2 separate regions of the Homo sapiens genome follow, and region 2 is linked to region 1. The links are chromatin loops, found by intact Hi-C in ENCODE. Cell type or tissue: HepG2. All regions are shown on one strand. Each heading gives the region's core, and the rest is flanking DNA. Links, peaks and the distances in the headings are about the cores only.

Region 1 (15,895 bases), core at 6,460-11,459:
TAATGAAACGGTTCGCCCTTCATGTTATTACAGAGCAAGGCTGCATTTCCATCATTGTCCTTTTAAATGCTTAAGTGAGCCCAGTTACCAATCAATACTACTGACAACAGGAAGAGGAAAAGAAGGAAGAATCAGCGATACAAAGAGCACAAAGTCAAAATGAGTCCAACCACTGGACATGGGTGTCACTGGCAGAAACTTCCAGAAGCTTGGTTCAACATTACCTGCCACAGGCTCAACCTTAAGGCTTTGAGCTGATACAAGAACTCCAAGAATTGTTTCCTGGCACAATTTCACTCATTTGCCAAGTTCTACAGCGTGGGAACCTGCAAAGCCTCCCCATCTCATCACCACTACGTGACCCATTCGTTCCACACTGGCCTACGGGGCGTCCATCCAGGGAGGCGTGTAGCTGTGGCCAGGATGCAGCAGAGGACATCTCGGAGTCCCTGCCCTCATGGGCTCCTGGGACTGTGAAGGGGACAGTCAACAAACAGAAGAGTGCTGGGAGTGTCAAGAGGTGATGATCGCCCAGAGGAAAAGACAAGGTGAGAGGGGAGCCCAGCCCAGGGTCGAGTTCTCGGGGGCGGGACGTTTGCACAAAGATGCTGTGAAGTGTGGGGGGAGCAAGCATTCCTGTACTCAGGGGACAGAATGTCTCATCCAAAAAGGACCAGCAGGTGCTTCCAGGAACATCAAGAAGCAGGTGTGTCTGGGGCAGAGCAAGTGAGCAAGAGACAGGAGGAAAGAGGCCAGAGGGAGGCTGGGGCCAGAACAGTCAGGGCCTGGAAGCAAAGGTCCAGACTCCAGATTTTATTCTTCGTGAGAAGGGGGCCGCTGCAGGGCTTTGAGAAGGCAGTGTCACTTTTTTTTTTTTTTAAATAGAGTCTTGCTCTGTCACCCAGGCTGGAGTGCAGTGGCATGATCTCAGCTCACTGCAACCTCTGACTCCTGGGTTCAAGTGATTCCCCTGCGTCAGACTCCCAAGTAGCTAGGACCACAGCTACATGCCACCACGCCCAGCTTATTTTTGTATTTTTAGAGACGGGGTTTCACTATGTTGGCCAGGCTGGTTTCAAACTCCTGACTTCAGGTGATCCTCCAGCCTTGGCTTCCCAAAGGGCTGGGATTACATGTGTGAGCAACCGAAACCAACCAGCAGTGTCACCTTTAAAGGGATATCTCTGGATGCTGTGTAGAGAACAGCTGGGGTATGGTACCCAGAGTGAGGAAGGGGCCAGGGCAATAGCTGTGGGGTTGCTGAGAGGGGGCAGACTCTGGACAATTGTTGAGGGATTTGCACAGAGCATGCCAGGATTCAACAAGCCCAGCATGTCCACCTTTGGAGCCAGGACCCCAGGGGAGCCACAGCAGGGCCAGAGCAGAGGAGAGAGAAGACACACTGGGATCCATCAGCACCTCTGCCTCCATCCATTGATTTTCTGAGACTCACACTAGTTCCTCTTGAGGGGTTGTTATGTAAAATACAGGATGCCCCACTAAATTTGAATTGCAGATCAACAGTGGATAATTTTTTAGGCATAAGTATTTCCCATGCAATACATGGGATATGGTTACACTGAAAATTTGCTATGATTGATCTGCATTCAACTTTAAATAGAAGTTCTGTTATTTTGTTTGTTAAATGGGCCAAGTTCTATCAGAACTCCCCAAAAAAGGAGACTCTGGAAAATGTATTCCCAGCTTGACCAAGACAGAGCTCCTGTCCCCAGGAACTGACAAAAACAACCACTACCAACACTGAGTGCTTACCATGCACCCAGCACTGTGCCCACATGTTCAGCACTTCATCTAATTCCACAGCCCAGAGGATTACATTTTATTACTACTGGTTTGCAGATGAGAAAACTGAGGTTCACAAAGATACGCCAACTTACCAAAATTACACAGGTGGGCATAATAATAGCTAACACTTACACAGCACATGTAAGCTCAGGCATGGATCTAAATGGATCTCACTTAATCCTTTTTCACAGCTCTATGAGACAGGAACTGTTATTGAACCCATTTTACAGATAAGGAAACTAAATCGTATTGGTGTTAAGTGGCCCAGTCAGGATTTGAACCCAGGCAGTGTGGCTGCAGAATCTGTGCTCTTACCTAGCATCTTAAACTACCACTGAACCACTTCTGAGGCCACCTCCCCACTCTTAATGAAACAACATTAATGCACAAGAAACACTCAGAGAGTCCTAGTGGCAGGAATGGGGCAAACTGACAACAGAGGAGATGGAAATCATTGAGGATTGGGGGAACCTAGGGAGGGTTCATGGAGGAGGAGGCAGACAAGTAGGATATCTGAACAGTTGGAAGATGTGGCAAAAGGGAGGCTGACTAAACACCCATGTTAGGAACTATAAATACATGAAGTAAATATCACTGATTACTGAGTTCTTCATATAAGCCAGGTGCTGTACTAAGCTTAGAATTTATCTCCCTCTAGACTGGGTAATACAGTGAGACTCCATCTCTACAAAAAATTGAAAAATTAGCCAGGCATGGTGCTCATGCCTGCAGTCCCAGCTACTCAGGAGGCTGCAGTGAGAGGATCCCTTGAGCCCAGGAGGTTGAGGCTGCAGTGAGCTGTGATTGCACCACTGCTGTCCGGTTTGGGTGACAGAGCAAGGCCTTTGTCTCAAAGAAAAAAAAATACCTCTCTCAGTCCTTGAAGTCATCCCCAAGGCAATATGGTCCCCATCTTGCACACTAGAAAACTGGGATTCAGGGAGGCCAAGCAACTTGCCTGAGGTCACCCCATCAGGAACAGACAGATGCAGGATTGCAACCACCACGGCAACTTCAAAGCCAGTGCACCTGCCATGTTTCCTTCCCTCTTGGCATGCCTGGAAGGACTTCCATCCCTAAAGTCAAAACAGGCACTTGCAGAATGGCTGGATTCAACAAGGTCATCATGGCTTCTGAAAGAAACAGAGCAAGGGGATTTGCTCTGAGAAATACAGCCTCCATCTCAGAACCCTGCAAAGATGCCCTCCCTGGCTGTCTGAGCAGCCTTTGCTGTCAGGCCCTGTTGGCAGAGGAAAAGTGAGCCGCCTGCCCTGGGTCAGGGAGAGCTGCAGCCCCCTCCTTGGGCAGAGATTTCACCCAACAGAGAAAACCTGGGTGGAAAATTGCATCCAGGAAGAATAGAGGAAAGACAAAGGAAATGGCTGCCTTCTCCCCTGGGCACCCGCCCCCACGGCCACCACCTCTGTTGCTCACAACTTTATCCATTCCTTTCCTTGGGAATCCACGGGTGTTCCAAGAGCTCTTTAGTGCAGTGCTTCAGAGCTTTGACTTTAGGGCAAGATTTGGCCACTGTGAGCAATCTGATGACTCCGTTTCTGTTTCTAAAAACCTTCAGGAGGCAAATGCAGAAATAAGTACAAAAAAAGTGAGCAAACCTAGAGAAAACCTGCCAGCCTGGAAGAGAGAATGGATGTGCCTATGGGCAAGGCCATCCATACGCATGATGACCAGGCTAACTGTGAATCACAGATTAGAACTGGGGCAGCTCTGGGTGTTAGAATGCAACGTGGAAGCATTAATGAATCCCAGCATTCAGCTGGGATTCCAGAAAAATGGAGTTTGGCAGATGCAGACTCCTTGTCTAAGACTTCTTTTAGGAGCCCTCCTTGCGTTGTGGTATCTTCTATTTGCTCCATCAGCCCTGGGCTCTCAGTGATTGGAGGGGTCTGTGTGAGTGGTTCCAGACCAGCTCAGTATGTTACTAGGTTGTATTATCAAGTAGAAGCCTGCAGCTTCTGTAGCAGTCTCTGTGCTTTTTCTCGATAGTGAGCTATGATTAGGGTGAGCTCAGAGCTGAAAGTCAAACAGAAATGCAGATGGAACCAATCAGCCTCAGATTCCAAAGCAGCTGATAAAAGCATAACATACCAAAAAGAATGTTGGTCGCACAGGAAGGAAGCCATAGCCCCTTGCCGTCTGCATTAGGGAGGATTTTAACTTTTTGCTAGTTAATTTTGTAATTTTTAAAATCTTGTATAAGATTGTGCACCATTTGAAATAAGAAAAAAATCTTTAAAAAAATTTTTTTAAAGGAGATAAAGATAATGAAAGAAAGGAGCCTTGAGGACAGTAATTGCCAAACCATACTGCTGAGTTCAATGCCTGGGTGACAGACATTTTACCTGCAAAACACATAAGGTTTTCCTTCTTAGTAAACTCATGCAGGCTTTACTATTAAAACACAGAAGCACTATCGCAGGAAGGACATTGACATAAAGTGCTTTCAGGGCCCTTGAAGCACGGACTTTAATCAATTTTCCTGTGTCTACTGAAGGAGGCTTCAGCTCTTTGGTTTAAAATAACCCAGTGGATGGCCCTTAATTTCAGAAATTGTTCTATGCAGTTTTTTTCTCAGCAGGATGCAGAAAGCAATCCCCACTGTGGCTGAGAGGAGAGCGGGCCTGGTGGGCTCCACTCAGTGGCAGCCAGTGGTCACTTCTGGATCGGTTCCTGGCTGGGGTCCATTGTCCTGACCTGCTGGTCCCACACCCCACAGAGGAAAGTTGCTATTAATACCCTCTTCAGGTCCCTGCAGGAAGCTCGGCCTTCTCCAGATGCCACTTAGGAGTCAATCCTTGTTCCAAAGAAAGAGAGCATAGAATGCAAACTTGTGTCAGGTTGAAGAGGCTGGGGACAGGGGCATCCCAGGCTGCTCATCCACAGGTCATCGTCACTCGGCTCCTAAAGAGTACATCGTCGTGGAGGAAGGACAGACAGAAAACATGATCTGCTGGCTCCAGACCCACACCTCGCTGGCCCCTCTGGCCTCTCCCATCACTCACCTGCAGGGCAACCGCCTCCAGCCCTCACCTGCATTCCTGGGATTCCTGCAGCTACATCCTCCCTGGTCTCCCAGCTCTGCTCTTTTGAGCCTCCACATGGGGCCCAGAGATATTCTTTCATGAAGTGAGTCAGGTGGGAACCACCCAAATGTCTGTCACCTGATGCATGGAGAAATAAATTGTTGTCTGTCCACGTGATGGACTATTCCTCAGCCATGGCAAGGGATGAAGTGCTGGCCCACACTCCGACGTGGATGAACTGAAAACATTCTGCTGAGGGAAAGAAACCATCACAAAAGGCTTGTAGGATTCCATAGATATGAAATACCCAGAATAGGCGAATCCACAGACACAGAAAGTGGTTGTCAGGGGCTGGGGGGAGGGAGGACGTGGCGTGACTGTGCATAGACTAAGAGTCTCTTTTTGGGGTGATGAAAGTGAGCCTGTTTTGGGGGTGATGAAGTTCTGGAATTAGAAAGTGGTGATGGCTGCACAACGTTGTGAATCTACTGAATTAAACACTTTAAAATCACTAAAATGGTGAATTTTATCTTATGTGCCTTTTATACCAACTTTTATTACTTTTTTGAGACAGAGTCTTACTTTGCTGCCCAGGCTGGAGTGCAGTGGCGTGATCACAGCTCACGGCAGCATCAACCTCCGGTGCTCAAGCGATTCTCCCACCTCAGCCCCCTGAGTAGCTGGGACTACACGCGTACGCCATCATGCCTGGCTCATTATTTTATTCTTTGTCGAGACGGGGTCTCTCTATGTTGCCCAGGCTGCTCTCAAACTCCTGTCCTCAAACAATCCTCCCACCTCAGCCTCCCAAAGTGAGATTGCAATCCAATCCAAAGTTGGATTGCAAGCATGAGCGCCAATTTTTTTTTAAAGTAAGCCAGAGCATGACAACACCTAGCATAAAACCGACCAGACCAGAGGCTCCCCCACCTCACCCTAAAGCCTCACCATGACCTACGCGATTCTCCCAGTGTGCTCTCATGCCTGGCCACTTCCCCGGCACCTCCTACCTCCACTGTTCTGTCCCCATGCTCTTCAGCCATGCTGGCTTCCTTGCTGAACCTTGAACTGCCCAAATACACTGCTGACTTGGGGTCTTGGCGTAAGCCATTCCGTTTGCTAGAAACATCTTCCCTGGGTCTTCCCACTGCTTCCTCACTCCATCAGGCCTCATCTCAGAAGCCACCTTCTCTCACACGCTGGGCTAAAATGCCTCCCTCCCCTGGCCCACTGCTCTGCTGTCTGGCCTCCTTCCTTTTCTCTTGGCAACACCCCTCCTGAACTCATACACTTGTTCACTAATGTATGTGGTTGTTTAGAGTCTGTCTCCTGCACAGCAGGTCAGCTCCGCGAGAGCAGGGACCAGGTCTGGTTTTGTCCACTGCAGTATCTCAGTAACCAGGACAGTTCCTGGTACACAGTGCTGAATAGATCCAGTGACATAGCATCGTTTATGTCTAAATTATTAGAAAACCAGGCCGGGTGCAGTGGCTCACACCTGTAATCCCAACACTTTGGGAGGCTGAGGAGGGTGGATCACCTGAGGTCAGGAGTTCAAGACCAGCCTGGCCAACATGGTGAAACCCCGTCTCTACTAAAAATACAAACATTAGCCAGGCATGGGGGTGGGTGCCTGTAGTTCCAGCTACTTGGGAGGCTGAGGCAGGAGAATCACTTGAACTCGGGAGGCAGAGGTTGCAGTGAGCCAAGACAGCGCCATTGCACTCCAGCCTGGGCGACAGAGCGAGACTCCGTCTCAAAAATAACATAAAATAAAATAATAAATAAATTATTAGAAAACCATATTTATTTTGAGTATTGATATTATCAAGTAAGATCATTTGTACCACCTACTACAAGAGACTCATAGACACAATGTTATGGGGTTTAAATAAAGGAAAAGCTTTTCTACCTTGGCATGAGGGGGGCTCAGGGTAGAATGGAAGCCAAGGTGTGTGGCTAGGTAGTCCCTGGGCTGGGGCAGGACACAAGAAGGAATTCATTCGCTCAGGCAGCAAGGGAGCGTGATGCTTCCCTGTGCCCTTGCTGACCCTCATGATCGTCTTTAAAGCTGACCAATTATATTAGGTGACAGTGGCATTTTGTATTAATTAACGCTTCTTTGATTGTTAGTGAGGTTGACTGTTTTTCACATGTATATATTAATCATTTCTATTCATTCTTATAGTTATCTGTAATTGTGTTCATTGCCCATTTTTCCACTGGATGTTTGCAGTTTGTTAATTTGTTGAAAGTGTTCCTTATTAAGACACTGATGCTTACACACACATTTATATACACGTGATACAAATATATAGCATATATAGCAAATTGAAATTTCTGGTTTATTATTTACCTTTTCATTTTAACATCATCTTTAGATATGTAGTCAAATTCTTTTTTTATGCTGTTCTTTTTGCTTCTATATCTAGAAATGTCTTAACTCTAAAAATAGATCAGTATTTATCTTTTTTGTAACTGTTTTTATAATGCAAGAGTATAGAAGATGACACTTTTACTTATAAGTAATAACTTTTATACTTGTGGAATTAATTTTGTTACATAGAAGAACCATATGTACCAAGAATCTTTTAAAAATTTCCCACTGTTAACCCAGCAATTCCATTTCTGCAACCCTCTACGAAGACCTGTTTCTCACCCAGGCACCCCCGAGGCATAACATGAGAAGTAGCAGATGAGATCTGAGGCCTCAGGGTCCCCAGGGCTCATCTCCCTGGACATCCATTGTACTGAAAGCCTTTGCAGGTAGGGCTAAATTAATGACTCATTTCACGGATTAGTAATTGAAGACATTATTTTAACATTAAAACAAATCAGATCACTTTCAAGAAGAAAGCAACATTCTCCTGAAATTCTAAGAAAAAGGTGAAAACCTCAAAGCTTCTCTTTGGGGGATACACTTTGGCAAGATGTTGGAGAATCACTATCCACACCAACAGATCTGAGATATGCGCCGAGATTTATTTACAATGTTCACTGCAGCATAATTGTGCAAAAAAATGGACACAATCTAAATATCCAACAGTAGCAAATTGGCTCAATCAATTATGATATGATCTCATATGATGAACGGGGTCCATTGAAACTGTTTCCATGAAAATAATTTTAGTTGCAATCACTTTTTTCAACATCTAATGTAATCATGAGAACATATTAGAAAAAGTATCGAGCAGGCAGTCAGCTAAAAGGTTCCCAGTGGCAGAACAGCTGAAGGCGGTTCTTTTCTCCTTGATACTTTTCTGAACTTTCATTTGCTCCACAGTGACTTTATGATTTTCTACTCAGAAGAAGAAAGTGTGGGGTTTGTGGCTGCTGTTTGGTTTGGCAGCTCGCTTTGTTTTTGAAAGAGAAGTGGAGCGGAGGGAGCAGCGCTGTTCGTGTAGAGGGCCTTGGGGAGACGCCTGGGAACGGGGCCCCTTCATGCCTTGTCTGCATGTTAGGAATAGAGACGTGAATATTTTTACATCAGTTTTAACACCTTTGCAGGCCTGTAGGTTGGAAATAGCTGGTCAATGTCTGGTGCGTCCCAGCATGGGAGGCGCGTCCCTCTCCAGCCCCATGCGACATTCTCGGGGTTGACTTGGGGTCACAGTTGTCTGCTCCCAGTGTTTGATCAGCTTCATTTCCAAAATGGGTCACTCACAGGGCGGTGTGTGATCATGTGTGCGACGTGGCTCTTCAAAGCTGTTTCCTGGTTGGGAAATCTTCACACACACACAAAGGTCGAGTCTGCTGTCTGTCCAGCGTTGACGGTGCCTGCCACACCTCACGTCTGCACCCTCTCCTGTCCCCGCCTCCGGGCCTTCTGCCCATAGCCAGGTGTGACAGCCAGGGCTGCTGCCTCCCGATCAGGCAGTGCACAGCCCTGGGACCCCCAGGGACACAGACCTAAGGGAAAGTGAGCCCCCAAACCTGCCTTCCAGCCAGCCTGCTTGGAGGAAATGCCCTAGCTTTATTGAACACTTAATTACTTAATAAATATTAGATGATACCATTCTCCACAAAAAAAAAAAAAAAAAAAAAAGATTGAAACCCAGAGAGAGATGGGCAAGTCACGAAAACAAGAATAAAGGGGATTATTCTTCAAGGTAACAGGATATGAAGAGAAGTGCCCCCAGGCTGGTCCGCTGGAGCATTTAGGACAGCAGAAGAGAGGCCTCTTTATAATCTCCCGACCGGAAATTCACCCTCATCGCTCCCAGCTTCACATACAACCTGGAACTCCGGGGGAGATGGGGAAAGCCGGGGGGCGGCCCCTGTGACCTGGCTGACCCAGGTCTCATGACAGAATGTGAAAGACTCCTTTATTTGTAATTCTCAGTACTCCCAAGTTGTAAGCCCCGATTTTACCTACAGGTACCTTTTGAGTATTTAAAGATGTGCCAAGCACACAGTAGAGAAGTATCATAGGTGGAGCCCAGGGCAATGAGCTCAGGCCTGAGTAAATCAGCACCATCTCCCACCAGCTGTGTGACCTCAGGTAGGAGATTCAACCTCTCTGTGCTTCAGACTACACAGCTCCCAAACAGACAGAATTGCCAACCTGCCCCACAGCTATTGTCAGGGTTAAATGAGGGTACATCCATGAAGTGCTCAGAGTGGGGCGCATCCTGAGTGTCACAAAGGTTGGCAGCTGTTATTGTCTTGTTTTGATGGTTGGGTCATCGTCATCATCATCATCATGATGATTAGTATCCCCATTTCGCAGCAGTGAAAACAAAGGCTCAGGTCAGTCTGATTCCAGGGCTCCTTCTTTCTCATCTCCACTTTGCCTCCACCAATAACACCCAGTGGGGGCCCCAGTATGAAATTGTCTAACTCCTTACCTTCTTCACTATCTTTTTTCTTTTTCTGTCTCCTTTCCCCACTCTCTTTCCCATCTGTAAGCCAAAAACCCCAACATCTAGGAAAAGCCAATCATGAAAAAAGTCATCCTCCCACCAATTTGTGCCTCCAGCCCAGACCTCTCTCCCAAGTTCCCAACTTACATGTCCAACAGCCAACTCCACACCTCAGCCTCAGCATCTCACACTCCCTTCGCCCAAGACTAAACTCCTGCTCTTCATACACAACTTGCTGCCTGCAAAGACCTCCCCATCCCCAGTGACGCCATCCTTTTGGCTGCTCCAGCCAAGAGCCCTGGAGTCCCTGTCCATTCTCCTCTTGCTCTCACTCCCTCCTTCCCCTCTTCCAATTGGTCAGGAAGTCCTGCTGGCCCTTCCTTCAAAGTAAACCCAGGAGCCAACCACTTATTATCCTCCCGCTCTGCTCGCTCCTGGATTCCTGAACCAACTTCCTGGCAGTCTCCTAAGGTCAAGTGGCATCTGTCTTCTACTCAGCCTCCTGTGTGGCCCCCATATCACTCAGCGCTAACTGCAGGGGCCTCATCGTGGTCTCCACAACCCTGTGTGATGCCTCGCCCACATCTTCCCTCTTCCATCCATGCCTCCTGTCCCCACCGTAGTGGCCTCATTGCCCCAGCTCAGGGGCTTTGTCCCAGCTGCTCCTTTGCCCTGGAACCCACCTATTGCAGGGAGCTGTTTGGCTTCCCAGCACCTCCTCTAAGCTCATATCCCACCTTCTTTTCCCTCCGGGGCCTACCCTGACCACCTGCAGTGGGTTGAATCACATCCTCCCCAACATTCATGTCCATGGGGAGCCTGTCATTGTGACTTTATTTGGAAATAGGGTCTTTGCAGATGTAATTAAGTTAAAGATTTTGCAATGAGATATCCTAGTTTTAGGGTGAGCCTAAATCCAATGATCGGTGTTCTTATAAAAAGAGGATAATACACACAGAGATACAGAGACAAGGCCATGTGAAGATGGGGACAGAGACTGGGGTAATGGGGCCACAAGCCAGGGAAGCCTGGAACCACTAGAAGGTGGAGGAGGTAGGGAAGGATCTTCCCTAGAGCCTGCAGAGGGAATGCAGCCCTGCCAGCAACTCGATTTTCGATTTCCGGCCTCCAGAAGTGTGACAGGATAAATTTCTGTTGTTTTAAGTCACACAGTTTATGGTGCTTTATCAGGGCAGCCCTAGGACCCAAGTCCACTGTCCTATTGAACATCGAAGCCTGTCCCACCCCTCGATCCCCATAGCCCCATGTCTTCCTGCCAGTCTCTGCCACTTCTTTGTCCTCGTGCAGTTACCACTGCTGGCACGTGCTGTCATTTCTGCCCAACTGTGCTTATTTTTATCAGCCGTCTCCCCACACTGGGACCAAAGGGCTATGAGAGAAACTTCTTTGTCTTGATGAGCCTGGCAGTTCACAGGGCTGAATCAATATCTGTTCAATCAATAATGGAATAATAAACAAACTCCTAAGGAATTGGAAAGGACCAGAAAACCCTTTCAGAATCTACATGAACTCTCCATCTTCCTCCTCAGCCACCTTCATTTAACTTCATCAAACTGACAGCCAGCTTTGAAAACTAATGCTTTCTAGTTTTTGTTCTATTGAGTTTAGTGACAAGCATCGCAATAGTGATTGTATCTACTATACTTCCCTGCACATTCCCTGTGTGGCTGGTAGAATCAATCAGCTCTTCTACAGCAAGATGGAAGAGTACTTGTCACTAAACCCAGGAAGCAGAGGTTGCAGTGAGCTGAGATCATGCCACTGCACTCCAGCCTGGGTGACAGAGCAAGACTCCATCTCAAAAAAAGAAAAGAAAAGAAACACTGCAGAGAGCTGCTGGTGGAAAGCGTCCCTCGTCACGCCCCCTCCCAGGCTCCCCATTGCGTGGGATCTAGTGTGGTGCACTGTGCCCCACCCAGCACAGGCAAAGAAGAGAAACTGATCTTACCAGCCACTCAGGGTCCTTTCACAACCACACACCTCAAAGAAGGATAAAGCCATCCATGAGTAACCCCAAGTCACCATAAGAGGTGCCCTTACTTCAGAGCTAACCTAGCCTCTGGGAGCCAAAAAGAGCAAAGAAAGCCCCAAGACACGGATCTCAGCCCTTTGTCACTGGATGGTGTCCTCCCAGCCTGCTCACTCCTATGGGGCAGGGGGCCAGAAGCAGGGGACAGCTTCCCTCTAAGATCTGCACAAAGAACACTAGGAGGGCATTTGGGCAGTGAGTTGTCACCTACAGATCAGAGGTTGAACGAGCTCACTGGGACCTCCCTTGGCTCCAGTTCACTAAGGAACATGAAATGCTTTAGGGAGCATGGAGTACATATGCTGGGAAGAAAAGATCCCCAGCAAAGCAAGGAGAGCCAGTGCCAACATCGAATGGTGACCGGAAAGGCTAACATCCATTTATCCAGCAAGTCAGGCCGCCTCGGAGTCCTCTGCCTGCCCCAGGCCGCTATTCCCAGGCCAACCCAGGGCCTCTCCTTCTGGTGCAGGGGTTCTCAAGATGGCGCCCCCTCCTGGTTCTAGGTGGGCAAGGGTCAGGCCCTCCTACCTGGGTCCCTCAGTCCTGTCCACGTTCCAGGGTCTCAACCTCAGCCAGGGGCCTGGAGGGGCCTCTTGAGGACACTCATCTGTACCCTGGTCTCCTCTCTAGCTGCCCCACTTTCAGCCTACAGGTTGACTCACTGGGAAATGATTCCTACGTCATTTCCTGCATCCTCTCTGCTTTATGGAGAATCTGTGATGTCTGAACAGGAGGCCTGGCCCTGGGGCCTGTCTCTGACAACATCCCGACTCCTCTGAAAGGTGCAAATGACACGTCCTTCTCTGCAGAACTTCTGTCTTGGCTGGGCTGTGGTAGCCAAAGCCCCTGGGCTTCACGTTCTTCTAGAGAAGTGCCTGCCATGCCCAGCCTAGAAGGCTGGCTCCCAACGCTAAAAGGAAGCTTTTCTCTCTTAAGAACCCAGCTTTGTAAATAAAAGCCTCCTGTGTCGTTATTATTGTTCTTTTAGGTAATTTTTTTCAAGTTGGCATTTTGAAATAATTTCAAATTTACTGAAGAGTTGCAAAAATAATACAGAAATGTCCTATATAAACTTTGCCTACCTCCACCGATGTCTTAAAATTATTAACAGCATTGTTAACACAATCATCCCGTCTTAGCCTCAGTTTCACTTTCTGAGGTTTCAGTTACCCGCCATCAACTGTTGTCCAAAAATATTAAGATATTTTGAGAGAGACAGAGGGAGAGAGAGATCATATTTACATAACCTTTAGTACAGTACATAGAAATCATATTTACATAATCTTCAGTACAGTATATTGTTATAATTTTTCTATTTCATTATTTATTATTGTTATCGATCTCTTACTGTGCCTAATTTACAAATGAAACTTTATCATAGGTATGTGCATATAGGAAAAAAACATACAATGTGTAGGGTCCAGTACTCTCCGAGGTCTCAGGCAGCCCCCGGGAGTCTTGGAACAGATCTCCATGGATAAAGAGGGCTGCCATATTTGAGGAAAGGAAAATGCATGAAGTAACATTTCCAACTTTTGTCTCGTCAACTAAACTGAAACTTTGACACACGTCTATGTAATAGAATGAGAAACATGTGCTTCTGAAACATTTTGAAAGTGATGCTTTTCTGTCAGTACTCAACCCTTTTCTTTCAAGACTCTCATGCTTGAGATATCTACAAAGCCCATATACATTCCTCACCTGCATTTAAAAAGCCGCTACTGTCCATTCCTCACCCTTTGTTGCTTGAGAGCTTCCCCAGAGATGTAAGCCAACCATGCTACCCCTCAGAAGCTAAACAGCACCTCCTTCTTGTAGGAGCTCCTTTAGGGGTGACTCGGGCTCCAACCTAATGGATTTGCACACTCAGGCACTCTCTCGGGGCATGTTCACAGCACATGAAACCTGTCCAAAGACAACTATTAAAATTCTAAAATTCCACCCTCTGTCCAACAAGTTTCTGAACACTTGGTCTCTATGCCTCCCTGCTAAAAACCAAGCTAAAGAGATGAACCATGGATCAATAGAGGTTTGCTTTGCTGAGCCAACTAGTGAGGACTTGGGTTGGTGCCTTTCTGCATTTATCATGGTTACATGGTCATTAAGGGTGACATTTGTTAAAACTGAAAAGTCATTAACCCCAGGGGCAGGACTGCCCCCGGTTCACAGTGGGGCTATTCCCTGTCTAGAAAAATGAAGGGGTTTTAGTTAAAAGGATTTGAGCTGCTTGCCATCTGGATTTTATTTTGCTTTTCTATTATTTTTAAGCAGATTTAATGTTTGAATGGGTAATGCATCTACATGATATCAAAAAGTTTAAGAAGGTGTATATATGAGCAGTTCCTTCCCTTTCCTCTCTCACAGTCACGTTATTCCCACCATGGCCTATGAGTTTCCATTCTTAATAGACGGTTTTATAGTCTTCAAAGGTTACTACACGAATACAAGCAAAGGTATACTCCTGCCCCCACCACAAAGACTGGCACTCTACAAAACTTGCTCTGTGCCTTCATTTTTGATTTAACACTACTTCTTGGAAATTTTTCCCCAATGGTACAAGAAAACACATTTTTGTTTGTTTCAGCCCTATTGTATTCCATTTATATAGACAACATACTTAACTAGTCTTCTCTTAGGGGACAATTACATGGTTGCCAACACTGCAATTATAAAACGACACAAATCTATGTGTCAGATGGTATCTGTTCACTAGCGACTAGGATGGTGCCAGAGGAGGGCACGGAAATGGTAAACAAATCACATGTGGGGGGACCCTCAAAGGCTGTGTCTCAGTTGTGAAAAACAGATTTTCATCAGGCAGTACACATCTATACTCCATTTTACACTTTAGATGGAGCTAAAGATGTTTCCCTCTCCACCTGAGTTCTGCCAGAAATGTGTCTGAGAATTTGCCCCCAGTCTAAGGACATGAAACCCCTTGTTCCCAATATACAAGCATGGAGGGGCACCACAGATTAAAGTAAGATCAATGTTACCAGAACAATAAAAGGGCTCGCTAGCACCTTTAAATTTCCACTAATACTTTATTATTTTTACTCCAAACCCTTTGTTACGTTAAGAGACAGCAAATTCCAAAGAACAAACTAATTTTAGCCAGAGAGAGCACAAGCAACATGCCTATCCGGGAGGAAGTGCTCAGGAAATGATAGCTTCAGATAATACACCACCCATATCCTACTTCCTATAGTCAGAAAAAAAGAGCACTAAAAAGTCCCTCAAAACACACAAAGAAACACTAAAAGGAAAGTCCAATGCCTGCAGCCCACCTCAGTTTCCTTCAGTCCCCAATTTCTAGGTTAATGCTCCAAGATCACAGCCAGACTTCAGGCCCAGGCCTCACCATAGCACTAGATGTTGCTTCTAGAATCAAGCACTGAGTGGCTTCTAGAACTGAGGCACTACATCAAACCTTCAGAAAGGCCAACGCCCGTGGTTCTCAAAGTGTGGTCAGGCCAGGGACCCCTGGGAGTCCCCAGACCCTTTCAGGGTCCCCATAAGGTCAAATGATTTTTATAATCATACTAAGATGTCATCTACCCTTTCCACCCTTACTCTGTAAGTGTGCAGTGGAGTTTTCCAGAAGTTTTGTGATGTGTGGTAGTGCAACAGATTGAGTACAGAGTCAGATAGGAGAATCTAGCCATCTTCCAGCTGTTAAAGAGACTTGAAAAAATGTAAAATCATACTGCTCTTCTTATTAGACCATTTTGCCCTTAAAAATTTAGGGTTTTTTAAATAAAAATGTTATTTATATCAACATGTAATAAGTTTATTATGTTAAATGAATAAATGTTTTTAAATGTCTTAATTCCACTTTCTAATATGGTAAAAAAAAAAATGCTCAGCTTACCATAATACACACACACAAAAAAAAGCTCTTTGCTGTCTTCAATAATTTTTGAAAATGTAAAGGGGTCCCAAAAACAAAAAGTTGAGAACCACTGCCTCTACAAGAAATGAAGGTATGCCGATGATCAGCTCATTACCATGAAGTGCTAGGGGGTCAGTGAGCCTGCTTTCTCAGGTCACTCTTCCCTTCTTCATTTTCCTAGCACACAGCACAGTGCCTGCCCGGGGTGGGTGTCCCATGCATGACAGAGGAAAGGAGGGAC
Region 2 (15,895 bases), core at 3,698-8,697, 450 kb before region 1:
TGATTAGATGCTCAGAACCTTCAGCCCCATTTCCCAACCTCTCAGGAGAGGAGAGGAGCTAGAAATTGAGTTGATCCCCAGTGGCCAGTGATTTAATCAATCCTGCCTATGTAACAAAATCTCCATAAAATACCCTGACGGGGTTAGGACAGCTTCTGGGCTGGTGAGCATATTGGTATGAAGAGTGTGGTGCAACCCAATGCTAAAGGGACAGAGGCGGCCAGGCGCGGTGGCTCACGCCTGTAATCCCAGCACCTTGGGAGGCCGAGGAGGGTGGATCACGAGGTCAGGAGATCGAGACCATCCTGGTTAACACGGTGAAACCCCATCTCTACTGAAAATACAAAAGATTAGCCGGGCGTGGTGGTGGACGCCTGTAGTCCCAGCTGCTCAGGAGGCTGAGGCAGGAGAATGGCGTGAACCCGGGAGGAGGAGGTTGCAGTGAGCCGAGATCGTGCCACTGCACTCCAGCCTGGGCAACAGAGCGAGACTCCATCTCACAAAAAAAAAAAAAAAAAAAAAAGGGCAGAGGCTCCTGTACTTGGAATCCTTCCAGACCTTGCCCTGTGCACCTCTTCATCTGGTTGTTCATTCATATGCTTAATAATAAACTGTAATCATAAGAGCATAGCGTTTTCCTGAGTTCTAGCAAGTTGTTGCACCTAAAAGGGGGGTTGTGGGAACCCCCAATGTTGTAGCCATGTCAGACAGAGTGTAGGTAACCTGGGGACCCAATACTTGTAACTGGCATCTGAAGTGAGGACGGTGTTGGGGAGCTCAGCCCTTAAACCCATGTGCTAACTTCCGGTAGTCAGTGTCAGAACTGAATTGAACTGTTGGACACCCAGTTGGTATCAGTGTTGAATGACTGGTTGGTACTGGCGAAGACATGATGTATTTGGTGTTGGGAAACATGAATAAAAAATTTGTAAAACCTCCAAACGATGTTCAGCAATTCACAAAGGTGTCAGTGCAAGAGTTGGCCTGTATCTATTCTAACTGGTCAGTATGCAAGTTGAACCATTGTTTGATTATCTCCTCTGTCTACACCATCAGGCTTTTGTGAGGATTAAACTAAATTATGCCTCAGAAAGAAAACTCTCTCAAGGCTAGGCACATAATCAACACTAAACAAGTGGTAATCATTATAATTAAGAAAGTAAAAATATTTCAAATGGACGATTTTGATACTGTATAAAATGTTGCAACTTTTTTTTTTTTGAGACGGAGTCTTGCTCTGTCGCCCAGGCTGGAGCGCAGTGGCGCAATCTTGGCTCACTGCAACCTCCACCTCCCGGGTTCCACTGATTCTCCTGCCTCAGCCTCCCGAGCAGCTGGGATTACAGGCACGTGCTACCATGGCTGGCTAATTAAAATGTTGCAACTTTTTAGGAAAAATAATCCTCAATAAATAAATTGCTAATTTTCATAAGAGCCCTTTGTCAACTGACTAAAAACATCCTTAATTTAGAAATGTATTTTTTAGTTTTAAGATAACTAGTCATTAAGTGAAAACATTGTAGGCAAAATGGCTCTAAGCAATTTAGTATTCATAGGAATGAATCCATTCCTTGAAAGCATTGGTCGCTGGGTGCACTTGTCCTGGATGAGCAGATATTAGGCAAATCAGTCTTTCACCAGCAAACCCTGCCATAAGAACTGCACAGGCCTGATTCCTGCCAAGCACACCAGGCCCCTGACTGGGGCAGAGGCCTCCCTTATGGGGCAGGAAGAAGGAGGCAGGGAGAAACATAGGGCCCATGATTTAAGGAGGCTCTCCCTCTCAGGCTCATGCAAGTGCAGGATCAGTACCTAAAGGGGAGCACCGCCCGAAATCCTGTGCCCCAGTCACCTTAACCCAGTCCAGCCCTGGCTCCTGCACTCCAAAGCTAAGCAGGGAATACCAGCGGGAGACAGAAGACAGCATGAGAAACTGAATGCATCTCCCACATTTATCTAAAAATAAGAAAATGGACTTCTTCAGTAGGAAATGGCTCATCTTTCCAAATGAATAAAAATACTTATAGCTATGGGTTGAATTGTATCAATTCTCTCCCCCAGTTCATGCACTGGAGTACTAACCCCCGGTCCCTCGGGATGTGATGATAGAGAGGTAGGGCCTTTACAGAGGCAATCAAATTAAAGTGAGGTCATTAGTGACCTAACCCAATGTGACTGATCCACTTACAAAAAAAGGGACAAGATTTAAAGACAGACCTGTATAGAAGGACGATGGTGTGAAGACACAGGGAAAAGACAAAAGAGGCCTGGAACAGATTTTCCTCAAAGCCCTCAGAGGGAACCACTTGGGCTGACACCTTGATCTTGGACATCCAGCCTCCGGAACGGTGAGATGATGAATTTCTGTTGTTTTAAGCTACCCAGTTCATGGCAGTTTGTTACAACAGCACTGGGAAAGGAAATCACCTCTATGGAGGGACTTACGAAAGTCACTTAACTAATGCAGATTAGAGGCCTCACAGTCAGGGCATGGCCTCAAGAGCCACATCCATTTTAATTGTACCATTTCTCACTGAACTCTGACCCTGGTCAAGGCATGTCTCAGGCTCCATGGACTACTATTCCTTCCACTGATCGACCCTGGCTTCATTCTGGCAAGGGAGGGACTCATACATTCTGCGGCCTGCATGAGTGTCATGTGAGCACCCCCATAACCTTGATCCCTGCGGTGCTTCTCCAGGGGAGCCCTAGCATTCCAGCTGGCCTCATGGGCATGCCTTAGAGAGAGGGAGCTGACCCTCTCCTTCTTCAACTGGATTTTATTTTTATTTTTTGGCATGTTTTGTGAATACAAAGATTCACTGCCTGGGTGTGCCCCTTGAAAGAAGGTTTCAATTGCATTCAGGTGAAATAACCACAAAATGACTGTAAGCCAAATGTAGTAGTATGATAGAAAAATGGAAATATCGTAAAAGCACCAGTCTGTAGACACCTAGCTTCTGGTTCCTCTGGAAAAGGGAGAAGAGAGTAGACAGTGATGGAGAAAAGAGGGGCTGTGAAGACTATAGAACTGAGAAGGCAGTAATTCTAAAATCTCCACACTGTAGGGCCAGGAACAGGCAGTGCTGGGCAATGGGGCATCTTATCTCAGGGAAGTCAAGGGTGTCATGTAGAACCAACATAATTCATCCAAGTACAGCAAAGAATCCAGAAATGGTCTGTGGAGGTTTGGAACCATGAAAATCAAATAGGAAAGATACAAAATATTTACATATCCACATTTTTTAAAAGGGGTCCTGACTAGGCAGCATAAGATTATTTGGGTTCTGTTCATTTTACCTTTAGTTGCCCTTGGTTCTGCCATCTTTTTTCTCTGTGAGTCATTTGTCTTGCTTTTGGTCAACACGGCTTTCCTCGGGTCTCCAAAGATCCTGGAATAACCTGAATATAAGTTGAAGAATATTAAACCTTATTTTGTTTTCAAATATTAATACCAGGGATCAACTGTACATGTACCGACAAAACCTATTTCTTAAACATTATTTTAAAATATCCTAAAAGGGGAAAGAACTTAAATCCTTCCCCTTAAAAAAAGAGGGGACAACATTCCTCTCCTCTGAGGGAAGCCCAGCATTATGAAGCAAAAATCGGGAGTGAAAGCAAGGCCAAGCCTAACTGGCATGCTGAAGCACACAGATGCTTTTGCACAGAAAATATTTTGAAAATGTTTTCTTTTCCTTATAGCCCCCAGCTTTGGTAATAATGGCTTCCCTAGATCATTCTGTTAGCACTTTCTGCTGCTCAGAACAGGGTAGTGGGATTTAGAATTTAGAAAACATCCCGAGAACTGTAATTAAGCAATTGTCATAGTCCCAGAAAAGAAACAACCCTTTTACTTTGTAAATGCTAGGAGGATCTGTATTTTTTAAAATCTTAGAACACTAACTAGCTAAAAAGATAGAAAGAAAAAAATCTTTCTTACAATATGCCTGTAGCACGGCTCCAAAATCCAGTCCCTCTCTCTCTTCTTTTTTTTTTTTTTTTTTTTTTTTTTAGATACAGGAATTTCTTACACAACTTTCCAAGTAAAATATTCAATCCCCAAATAATATATTTAGTAGAATCCTTACAACATGAGAAATTGTAAATGGCATCTGTTTCCGTTGAAAATATTTTTAAATTAGAAAACATCTTAAGCACTGCATCAAATCAATATTTGTAATGGGCAGAATTATTTCTAAATGGTTCCACAGGCCAGTTGACATTCCCACTCTACTTAGGAAGCCCCCAGCCAACTCCACCTGAAGTCTTCGAAACCTATGCATAGAGGCAAATTGCCCAGATGTCACAGAAAAGCATTTGTTGTGATACAGAAAATAAAACACATTACTGGGGGAAAAAAATCAGGGTACTAAACCACGTACATAATATCATCCCAATATTGCACAAAGAAAAAAAAATAAGTGGATGAAATAAAAGAGGGAAGGCAGGAAAGGAAAGAGGATGACCTGAGAAAAGTTATCAAAATGGTTAACAGTCATGGTCTTTGGCTTTCCAGTGTGAAATAGGAGTTCTTATTTTCCTCTTTTTAAAATATTTTTAAAATTATTTATTTTTTAAACCAACTAATAAAAGTAATATATATTTACCGTGTACAACATTATGTTTTGAAATATATATATATATATATATATATATATATATATATATATATATATATATATATATATACATGTTGGAATGGCTAAAGTAAGCTAATTAACATCTGCATTACCTCACATACTTATTTTTTTGTGGTGCGAACACTTGAAATCTACTCTTAGTGATTTTCAAGAATATAATGCATTGTTATTAACTACAGTCAATAGATCATAGGTCTATTCAAGTTCAAGTCACAGATCTCTTGAAATTACTCCTCCTGTCTAACTGAAATTTTGTGTCCTTTGACCAACATCTCCCCAGTTCCCCTACGCTCAACATCACTAATCATCAAGGAAATGCAAATCGAAATCATGATGAGTGTCATCTCACACCTGTTAGAATGGCCATTATCAAAAAGACAAGTGTTGGTGGGGATGTGGAAAAAGGGAACTCTTGCCCACCGTTGGTGGGAACGTAGATCAGTACAGTCATTATGGAAAACAGGATGGAGGTTCCTCAAAAACACAAAGATCAATTACAAAACAAAATACTATATGTTTTACAAATGTACTACAACTCAATTTGGTATGTATTACAAATCAAAATACTACATGATTGCTGGCAATCCCACTCTGGAGATAGATCCAAAGAAAATGGAAAATGAAATCGGTATGTCAAAGAGGTACCAGCCCTCCCAAATTCATTACAGCATTATTCACAACAGACAAGGTATGGCATCAACCTAAGTGTCCATCAACATAAACGCCCATAAAGAAAAGTGGTGCACATACACAATGGAACACTATTCAGCATTTAGAAGAGAAATCCTGTCATTTGTGACAACATGAACAAACCTGGAGAACTTTATGCTAAATGAAATAAGCCAGGCACAGAAAGACACATACTGCATCCTCTCACTTATACATAGCATCTGAAAAGTTGAACTCCTATTTCCTTCTTTATAGTTTTGTGTATTTTCCAAATTTTCTAAACCAAAAATATTCATCTTTATAATCAGGGGAGAAAACTAAGGAATAATCATTTTATAATCCTAAACATGCTTTTAAAGCATTTATTTCACTGTAATGTATTCTTTTCCCATCCAGTCATACATGGGCCCAAGGAGCTGGCCTTCCCTGCTCGGCAGCCTGATGTTCAAGGGGATGGGGGAGGGGGACGGTGCAGTAGATCATGCTTTGCAAAGCTGTGCAAATCTTTTTTTTTTTTTTTTGAGACGGAGTCTCGCTCTGTCGCCCAGGCTGGAGTGCAGTGGCACGATCTTGGCTCACTGCAACCTCCGCCTCCCAGGTTCACACCATTCTCCTGCCTCAGCCTCCCGAGTAGCTGGGATTACAGGCGCCCGCCACCACACCCGGCTAATTTTTGTATTTTAGTAGAGACGGGGTTTCATCGTGTTAGCCAGGACGGTCTCAATCTCCTGACCTCGTGATCCACCCGCCTCGGCCAAAGTGCTGGGATTACAGGCGTGAGCCACGGCGCCCGGCCAAAGCTGTGCAAATCTTGAGTTAATAAACATGTTCCCCAAATCCAAAAGCCAATATTGACTATTGCTTGGTTAACTGTTTTGCATGGATAAGTGGTTAAAGGAGTATTTGGTTTCCAATTTCTGCAAAGGGAATAAAAGTTTTAAAAGCGTGAACTAAGATTTCCTATACTATGCTATTCTATAGTAGGTTTTTATGCCAAAACCTCTACTAGGCTGAAAGGATAATTTGATTTATGGTTGAGACATTGTTGGGCCTGATTTAAAGCCCAGAGTCAAGCCCAGAGAGGATTCTCTTAAATATGTGCAATGGGTATTTTTAAATTAGCATTATGGCGTTATTAATATTTCATTTATCCTGAGAGCATTTACCTGACAACGTAAATTATGTGTAACACAGCTGAGAAGCCACAAAGGATCCAAAAAGATGTCACGAAGTCCACGAAGAGAAGCTTTGCCAGAGAAAGGCACACTACCAGCCGCGTGAGCTGGCCTCATCAAAGCAAAAAAGTCAGAAAATTATGTAAACCAGACTCAAGAACTCAAAAATACAGTCGTTTGAGAACATTGGTAAGAGTGCAAACTGCTCACCCCAGCTCAATCACCCCTGGTCCAGCAACGGCAGAAAGCCAAGGTCAAGGAGTCACATGACCTGAAGAGACACCCCCCACCACCACCACCACCCTCCAAGCCCTGCCCCTGGCCAGTGGGACAAACCACATGACCCCTGGGATTCAGTATTCAGTCAGGTTCTGTGTTCTGTATGGGGAGGTAGAAGAAGGCACCAGATCATCAGGAAATCTGGACTGGAAATGGCCAAAGCTGAACACATCTGAGTACCTGAAGGGTAAGCTTAAGGTGTCAAAGCAGCCATGGTGAGGCAGAAAGAACCTTGAGCTTGGGGCCCCAAGTTTATGCTGACCCACTAGCAGCCAACAAAACCTCCCTCAGCCTCAGTTTGCTCATCTGAAAACTGTGAGTAAGAGGCTCTGACTCCAGAGAGGTGGTGCAAGTTCAATGAGAAGGGGTTGCTGATGGTCCAGATGGACAGATGCAAAGCACTGCTTTCTGTTTTTGTCTTTGTTTTGATACAGGATTCTCTCTGTCATCCAGGCTGGTGTGCAGTGGTGTCAATAGCTCACTGCAGCCTGGACCCTCCCTGGCTCAAGTGATCCTCCCACCTCAGCCACCCAACTAGCTCAGACTATAGGAAAAAGAGTCATGCACCACCATGCCTGGCTAATTTTTAAAAAAAAAATTTTGGAGACATGAGATCTCACTATTTTGTCCAGGCCAATCTCGAACTCCTGGCCTCAAGCAATCCTCCTCTCTCAGCCTCCCAAAGTGCTTGGATTAGAGGGGTGAGCTACCATGCCCAGCAAAGGCATTGTTAAATTCAGGAATGAATGACCACCTTGTTCCCCAAAACACTAGACAAGAGAACCATTCTCTACGCACAGATCTCCCTGGCCACCACGTGTAAGCAGCAGTGAATATTCCATAGGTGGAACTGGCTACTGTGAAGAAAGAAAACTCCAGAAAAGCTACCCTCACTCCAAGAAGTAGCCTGGACCCCACGTGCGTGACAGCAGCCTGGGGAGAAGGCTCCACTCCCACCAGCAATGCCAAGGACAGAGCAGCAGCAGCCGTCCATCCCCACAGTTATGGTGAACACAGCCACAGAGCAGCCTGCTTTTTCCATGTATAGCCACACACAGGTGGCAATGGCAGCAGACGTAACTGGCTGCCCTTCCTCCCTTATGGAAGGAAACATAATTTTGCTTGGGTGTTCTGCCTGCCCCCACATGACCCACGGAGGATGACCAGCCCCAACACCAGTGTAAATCCTATCACTGGGCACCATCTCTTCTCACCACGGATTGGTTTAGGGAAGGGCACATGATATAATTCTGGTCAGTCTAACACTCGGGGAAGCGAGCTAGAGGACTTCTAGGAAAAGTGTTGGCTGATGAAGAAAGGCCATAGAGTAGTAGTCCTGTCTGTGTGGCACTTGGAACTGTGAGAGCCATCCCAGGACCATGAGAAGAGGTCACCTGAGGATAAAACCAATGTGCTGTGGATATCTGGGGGAAAGGAGGGAAGTCCTTGTGTTTCTACCTATGGTAGGGAAGAGTATAAACCAACTCTGAAGGCATCTCATGGCAGGGCAGCTAGGCACATCAAATGCATTTTCCTTGTTAACTAAACCATTTTGAATTGGGGTCATTTTTGTTGTTATTGTTATTACTGGCAGCAAAAGTATCCCATACACTCTAGTAGCCATGTTCAAAAAAGTCGCTTTCAGCTCTTTTACCATCTGTATCCATAGTCACGCAGACACGCTGAGTATGCTCTTCAGTTCTAATTTTAAAATAAAATGATCTGCTGGAAATTAGCTCAGCTCATAGATCTCCATACTTACAACACCGTATCTAAGAATTAGTAAATAACTATTACCATGATAAGTGGCCTATCTCAGTCTATCCACATGTTGAGTGTCCAGGTACTGGAGGTGGCATGGAACCTCCCCTCAATAAACAAAGGCTATGATGAGAGGTTATACTTTAAATTAAATTACTGAGTGGAGGCATAATGTGGTGAGGGTCACAAGAGAGGTACCAAAGATGCAGCAACAGAGCAGTTGATGGGCACTTAGCATTTCAGTAAGTGGGAATGGGGAGGAGAGCAGGAAAGGTGGAGGAAATAGATGAGGAGAGGAAAGAAGGGAAGTGTTCTCCAAGGAAGCACGCTGCAGGGAAAGAGTCTTTCACCTGTATGTCCCACAAGGCACAGAGTATGAACTCAGAAATGTTGAATGATTTGTCTCTATAATTAAGGGATGATTTCACTGATAATGTTGTCTTCTTCCATGATCTAAATTCAACCTGCCCTTCAAATCCATTCATTCATACAATTGTTCATCCATCCATCCATCCATCCATCCATCCATCCATGTATTCATGTATTCATTCATCTATCCATCCATGTATTCATCCATCCATCATCCATGTATTCATCCATCCATCCACCCATCCATCCATGTATTCATCCATCCATCTATCCATCCATCCATACGCACTGAGTTCCCTCCATGTGCCAAGCACTGAGCTAAACACTAACTAGGGTTGGGCTTTGCCAATGAGTTCAGAGCCTAGTGAGAGAGACAGAGTTGTAAAGAAAAAAATCACAAATGCCAACTCCCCCATTGCCTTGCTTGATCCTTAATGCCAGAGTGTAGCTTGGTTGAGCATGACAATCAGCTGGAGAGCTTTTTAAAAACAGAAATTCTGCAATCCTTCCTCTTTTTTCTTTATTGGAAAGTCCAGGGGTGAAAGGGGCAAAAGAGTCTAAGTGGGAGTTAGGGAGGCAGAAGAGGATTGAAGGCAGTGTCTGAAATATTTTCAGACTGAGAAGGAAAAGGAAAACAGCCAAGAACACAAGGAGGAGCAGTCAGAGCATAAGGAGGAAACTAGGAAAGATCTAAGTCATGGAAGCCAAGGAAGGACATTCAGTAAGATGGAAAGTTCAGTGTCGCAACTGCAGAGAGATTCATGTCCAGGAGAAAGTCATTCAACCAACCATACGCATTGAGAACAGGTCCTGGATTTGGCAACTTAAAACCTCTTGCTGTCCTCTAAAAATGTTGTAGGAGCCTGACAGCATTAAGCCAAATGGCTCAGTAGTTAAAAACAGGGAGGATATGCAAAGGGCAATGTAGGCTACTCATAGAAGAAGTTGAGCAACAAAGTTAGGGAGGGAGTGGCAGTTCAAAGAAAAGCACTAATGCCACAGGGTGCAGTGGCTCATGCATGTAATCCCAGCACTTTAAGTCAGGAGTTCAAGACCAGCCTGGCCAACATGGTGAAACCTTATCTCTACTAAAAATACAAAAATTAGCCGGGCATGGTGGTGGACACCTGCAATCCCAGCTACTCAGAAGGCTGAGGCAAGAGAATCACTTGAATCCAGGAGGCAGAGGTTGCAGCAAGCTGAGATTGCACCACTGCACTCCAGCCTGGGGGACAGAGTGAGACTCCTCAAAACAAACCAACCAACAAACAAACAAAACCAAAAAAACAATGAAAACAAAAATGAAAAGCACTAACTGGCTTCACCCACCCAACATTTGCTGGGCACTTACTGTACTTCAGAAATTACTAGTAGCTAGGGATGCACTAGTGCACAAGACTCAGCCCTGCCCTCAAGGCATTTACAAACCAATGAAAAGAAGGTTTATCTTATTTGCTCAGTCTGTTTGAAGGATGAGAAAAGCAGGTATGTTTATAGACAGGATAAAGGGAGCCAGTGGAGTAGAGGAGATAGAGATTCTAGAGCCAGGGCACTTAAGGACGTTACTGTCTGGGGAAGAGGTAGAGGAAATGCCATGTTTCACAGCACAATGGTGGGGTCAGTTCTGGCAGGAAGGTGGGACCCCACTGTCTCAGAAGGGGTGTGCTGCCAGATGGCTAACAACAGGCTCTCACAGGAAAACTCCTGATTTGAAGCACTTGGTCATTTCTATGGAGTCAATATTTCCATCATGGGCAACTGCAAGGAACCCAGGGGAGTCCCTGAATGCAGAGTTGGGAAAAGATGTGCTCTAACGCATCATTGCCGGCTCTAGCGAGTTGGGAGGAGCCAGCTCTAGCACACATGGGCTCCAGAAGCCAAAGAGAGACCAAGAAGCCTGGAACTGTTGATAAGAAAAGAGTGTTCAGAGGAAAGCTGTGAAGCCAGCATAGCCAGCTGCTCTCCTAGGCGCTGAGACCCTGTGATGAGAGGAGAAACCAGGGAGGCGGAGTTCCAAATCTGGAAAAGTGGCAGGCTTGAGTGCTCTTCAGTTACTCCCACTTGAGCAATTTTGCTTTCTAAACCTGGTTAATAGCCCAAAATGTGGGCTGCTTATTGTCATCTCCCTTCACTGTGTGTGTGTGTGTGTGTGTGTGTGTGTGTGTGTGCTTTTCCTATGTAAACTGCTGCACCACTAACTCTGCTATACTTTAGAACTCAGTAAGGCAATCCTTAGACTCTTATACAATTCCCTAAAGGGTCCCCTTTTACTCTAAGTCACAGAGAAATGTTGAACATTTAAACCTTTAAAGTGCAGTTTTGCTGGAAGAAAATTTCAAGGGTCTCCATGAATCATGTCTGAGCCATGTATTGGCCATGACCGCATACTTCTTGTCAGTCTTATTTCATTTGGTTGTTATTGTGGTTTGGTTTCATTTCATGTTGCTTTGGAGGGTCAACCTTTCTTTCATTCATGACATTCAATCAACCTTTCTCCCCAGTGCGTCTTCCCATTTTTTATGTGTGTGTCAGGAGATAGAAAAATAAACACAGGTATTAATGTGCCTGTGGGCACCAGTTTGTAAAGCCCAAGACGTTCTTGGACCCAAGGAAACTTTCAGTTCTTTCTCAGCCTTGCCGTTTTGCATGTAAAGCATTTGAGCTGATCTCAGAGTTGAGGTGGCTGCCAGCTTCCACCAGAACAAAACACACAGCAGCAAAACAGCGCCATGTCCCTCAGTGTGGGAACCAGGGTCTGCCTGGGGCCCCCCTGTAAAAACGAGAGATCTGAAGGAAAACAGACAGCATTTGAAAGGCGGATGACATCAAGAAAGTAAAAGCAACTATAAATATGACTTCTCTCCTGCTTTACACTGAGCCTTCTGTTCAAGAAAACACATTTACCAGGGATTTTTTCCTTAAGCTCAACTGGAAAAACAAATATTTAGTCATTTTACAAGAGCAGACAACTGAAAAGCAAGCCACAGATTAAACAAGCATTATGTATTTCTAAGAAAGTTCATCAAACACAATATATCTTTGAGAACACAATCTTGAAGTCTGTTTTAGAGGCAAATTTGACCTTCAAAATGAATTTTGTCTCGATATAATTACAAGGTCAAATCTTAAAGAAGCAAATGCATAGACAACCATCTTTGCAATGAGATCTGTTTTATATTTGCAAATGAACAATACTGGACAGAAAAAAAATACATAATTACTTCTGAGGTTATATATAAAATACCCAATTGGCAATTAGCTAATATCATATTAGCATCTCAATATTTTAGATAAAGCAAAACTCCCAAGTACAAAATAATCTATAATAGAACAAAAATGGCAAGTCATATTAAAGAGAGATTACATATAAGAGACTTTATTACAAGTTATCATTTTTTAGATAAAATTTATTCTTTCAGCATCACTTTGATACTTGTAGGAGGCAGATATAGTATAGAGAGGCAGATAGAGGTGAGAACCTTTCCTAAGAAAAATCAAGCAGCATTAAAAGCATAAAGAAAAAAGAAGAAAAAATATTTCAGATTCCCAATTCGTATATCACATTGTTGACAAAAAAAAAATTAGAGAATACCAACAGGAAAAGGTTTCCTTGTGCTCTTTAAGGGTGGGGAATTTCAAAGAACCTTGAACTCATCATGAAAATAGTTCTATACCCATCGGCTTTGCCAAAAACACTTTGGGATTTCAGTGATGGGTACTGAGCCACCAGGAGCAATGAAACCAGCTTTTCCATTTCCACTGAGTTTTGACTGGTTTACAAGGATTGCACAAAGATCACCTCATTTGTACTGGACACAATTGGGAAATAAAAATTTAAAAATCATCCTTCATATTTAAAATAGAAATCATGAACCCCGCCACAAACATGCTTCCCCGACACTCAGGACCTGAGGTTGACAACATGCCTCCCCGTTAACCCATGAAGCCTCATAGGTATGCACTGCATCTATATAGAATTTTCCATGGACTCCATCATCAAAGCATCCTTTAACAAGTATGAACTGAGCACTCACCCCATGCACAGAGCTGTGGACGGGGCCATATGGGACAGAAAAGTTGCAAGGTGTGTCTCTCACTCCCAAAGAGCCCACATGCCTTGCAGGAGAGGAAGGCTGTGGACCCAGGTTTTGTGATGCAGATGAAGGGGCCACATAGCTGCTCCAGTAAGAAGAACTGGAATCATCTGAAGGAGAGGAAAATAGGGCATTTCAGCCTTGAATAGCAGAACCCAGATCATGAAAAATAGGAAGAACTTATATGGACGTCAGAGAGGAAGGCAATCCAGACAACAATAATAACTTAGGCAAAACAGAAATCAAATGCAGCTTGCAGAAGACTCTGTACAGGGAGCCAACACAGCTACTTTACGTGAGGAGTCAATGAGACCATTTAATAGAAGCCCCCTGTCGAAACTGTAAAAATGATTTTGCCATCTTGGCCATCTCCTGAGATGGCTGAGAAGGGATTTGCCAAGCAAAAAAAGAGTTGAGGGGTTTTGCACAATGGCCTGGAACAGAGAGGCTGGAGAGAAATCAGACAAGTCTCTCAGGCAGAAGTTCCAGAAAAATGAAGAAGCAGGAGAGCCCGAGGCAAGAGGGAAATGGCAGGCACATTGGTTGGACGATGAGGGTTTGTGTGGATCTCAAAGGGCCAAGACGTGGGGAGAGTCTAGACTTTTAGGCTAGGAAGTCCGAACCTTGTTGTGAAAATAGCTGAAGATTTTGGAGCACCTGCCGAGCAAAGTTTCCCAAAGAGGCTGTTGGGAAGATTCATGAGGCAGGAGACTACAGGGAGGGAAGGCCAGAGGCAGAGAGGCCAGTTCCAGGATGGCTGCCACGATCCAGCCCAAGGTAATGAAGGTGGGGAAGCCTCGGAATGCAAGAGACAGGGTGGAGATGAGAAGACATGTCAGAGCCTGGTGGCCAATTAAGCAGAGAAGGTGCAGGGAAGAGAGGAGAGCAGGATGGAAAGCCAGGAAATGTGGGTCTCAGTGAAGATGGGGAGTTCTGTTTCAGCCCCAAGAATGAGCATGTGCATCCTTGAACCCCGGGGCCTGTGAGGTTGGTCAATGGAAGCCCGGGAGCTCTGCTCAGTCAGGGTCTAGGACTGGTACTCCTGCTGGGGCCACCTCAGAGCAGAAGCAGGGCGGGAGCGGTGGAGGCTGGCTCTGAAGTGTTCTGCCCTTAAAGAACAGCAAGACTTTCCAGAGGCAGTGTGTAGCCTTTAAGATGGAGACTGTGATGAAGAATGGAGAGAGATGGAAAGAGCTTCTCAGTGACATGGGGAGAGGGTCCGCACCTGGAGGGCAAACCCTTCCTGGAGGGCAGAACCTCGCTGGCCATCTGGCTTCCCACACACCTGCCTGGTGAACCAACATATCACTAGGGGGTTCTTTTCTTGCTTGAAATGTCATTGAGTTTTCAATTTGTAGCATTCATGAGGTGCATTATGAGGTTTATTCAGCATTTTTTTTCTTTTGCTGAGAAAGGCACAATTAAGTACCAGAATTTTCTTTGCTGGCCTAGCCTTCTGGAATCTGAACAGGTTTTGCAATCCCAGGACCAGATCCTCTCTATATAAAAATTGGTGTGGGATTGGGGGGGGGGGGTCTCTTTTTATAATAGCTAGAACATCTTAATATTTTGTAAAAAATAAGCTCATCACGAACCCAGTTAACCCAGCAAGGCTACTGCCCTTCTTCTGTGTCGTGGTAACAGCTTTCTTCAGCAGTGCAAGGTGCAGGCAGAGCCTTTCATAGTTTTAATCACTAGGTCCATTTATTGAGAGAGCTTGAAAGGTGATTATTCCTGTTCTCATTTCTCAGAAAACTGAGGCATGTGAAGATCACAGGTAGGGTAAGCAAATGAACACAAATTCAAACTCGGAATTCAAAACCAGCCTCTGTGTATTCCTGAGGACCATACTGTCTGCTAAGTGTAGAGAAAGGCACATCCTGGTTCAACAGCAGAGAAAGCAAACAGGAGGCACTTTCTGTGAGTCATCTCCACCACAGGGCCCTCTCTTTTGTGATCCAGCGATACTTGTTCACAGTCAAAGCCCAGGAAGAGTGGAAAGATTAACCTTTGTGAGCCAAACCGTGTGACACTTGATTACTTGACAGAACTAATCCTTCTGTCCTGATGACAGAAATTCAACTACACAGGTACATGCAAGCTAATATCTGTTGTAATGCCTCCCAGTTTCTCTGGAGAATTCCTTAGTTTCCTGGACATCTCTGAAATGCAAAGTTTTGGCAACGAGTCTCTGAATTAACCTCTGAAAATCTCACCCAGCCAAGATGGCCTTCTTGAGAAGACTGAAGAACATGGTTGGTTTCAGGCTGAGCTGGAAGTGGTTTACCTCCCAGGAGAGGTTCCCCACAGTGGTGTTTAAGGCATGGGGTGGACCAACACCAGGAAGACTCAGACATCACACCACCCACCTTCAACTCAGTCACATCCACCTACATTTTCTGAAAACAAAAGGCAGTCTCCCCAAAAAGCACTGAGACTCTTGTGTAGGTAATCTGAGCAGACACCAACTTCCCAGGGCTTCCTTTTATCCAGGAGAGCTTGGCTGTTCTTTTTAATGGTAATATCTTCTTCTTCCTGCAGCACCGGGCTGTGGCCCACTCTGGAGAAAAGGAAAGATCATTGCTGGCCTGCCTTCCCAATTTCAGACTTGCCAGTCTACAATTGTGTAAACTAATTCCTTAAAATACATCTCATTATATCTATCATCCATCTGAATCTAGATGCATACATATGTATATACACATATGTACACAGTTATAAATATGGATCAATATAATGAGATGTATTTTTAAGAAATTGGTTTATCTGTCTATATATATTTACATACATATACATCCATACATAGATATCTCATTTTATCTCTATATCTATATACATATAAACACACGTGTGTGTACATTTATGTATGGACATAAAGATGGGTGTAATAAGATTTATTTTAAGG

Evidence for each region. Hi-C counts contacts between places; a loop is a spot of excess contacts. Peaks named below come from ENCODE experiments on the same cell type or tissue, not always from the same donor. Only the 100,000 strongest peaks of a DNase experiment are listed, where the experiment ranks them.
Region 2: a loop joins it to region 1, with 12 times the contacts of the local background. A loop is called at or near these places in 1 of 110 quality-filtered maps.

The regions. Positions count from the first base shown.
Region 1 is chr21:39,025,761-39,041,655 of GRCh38, forward strand. It overlaps LINC02943 (long intergenic non-protein coding RNA 2943), which reads right to left. Exons shown (of 7, transcript XR_001755055.2): 4 at 4,830-5,099; 5 at 4,564-4,728; 6 at 3,241-3,376; 7 at 2,764-2,939. Among named protein-coding and RNA genes, the nearest start is that of LINC02940, 14 kb to the left of the region's middle. In HepG2, for the core only: no CTCF peak of the experiment used is centred there; a DNase peak (open chromatin) is centred at 8,551.
Region 2 is chr21:38,581,544-38,597,438 of GRCh38, forward strand. It overlaps a transcript of ERG not described here. Among named protein-coding and RNA genes, the nearest start is that of ERG, 91 kb to the left of the region's middle. In HepG2, for the core only: no CTCF peak of the experiment used is centred there; no DNase peak of the experiment used is centred there; H3K27me3 peaks cover 347 bases.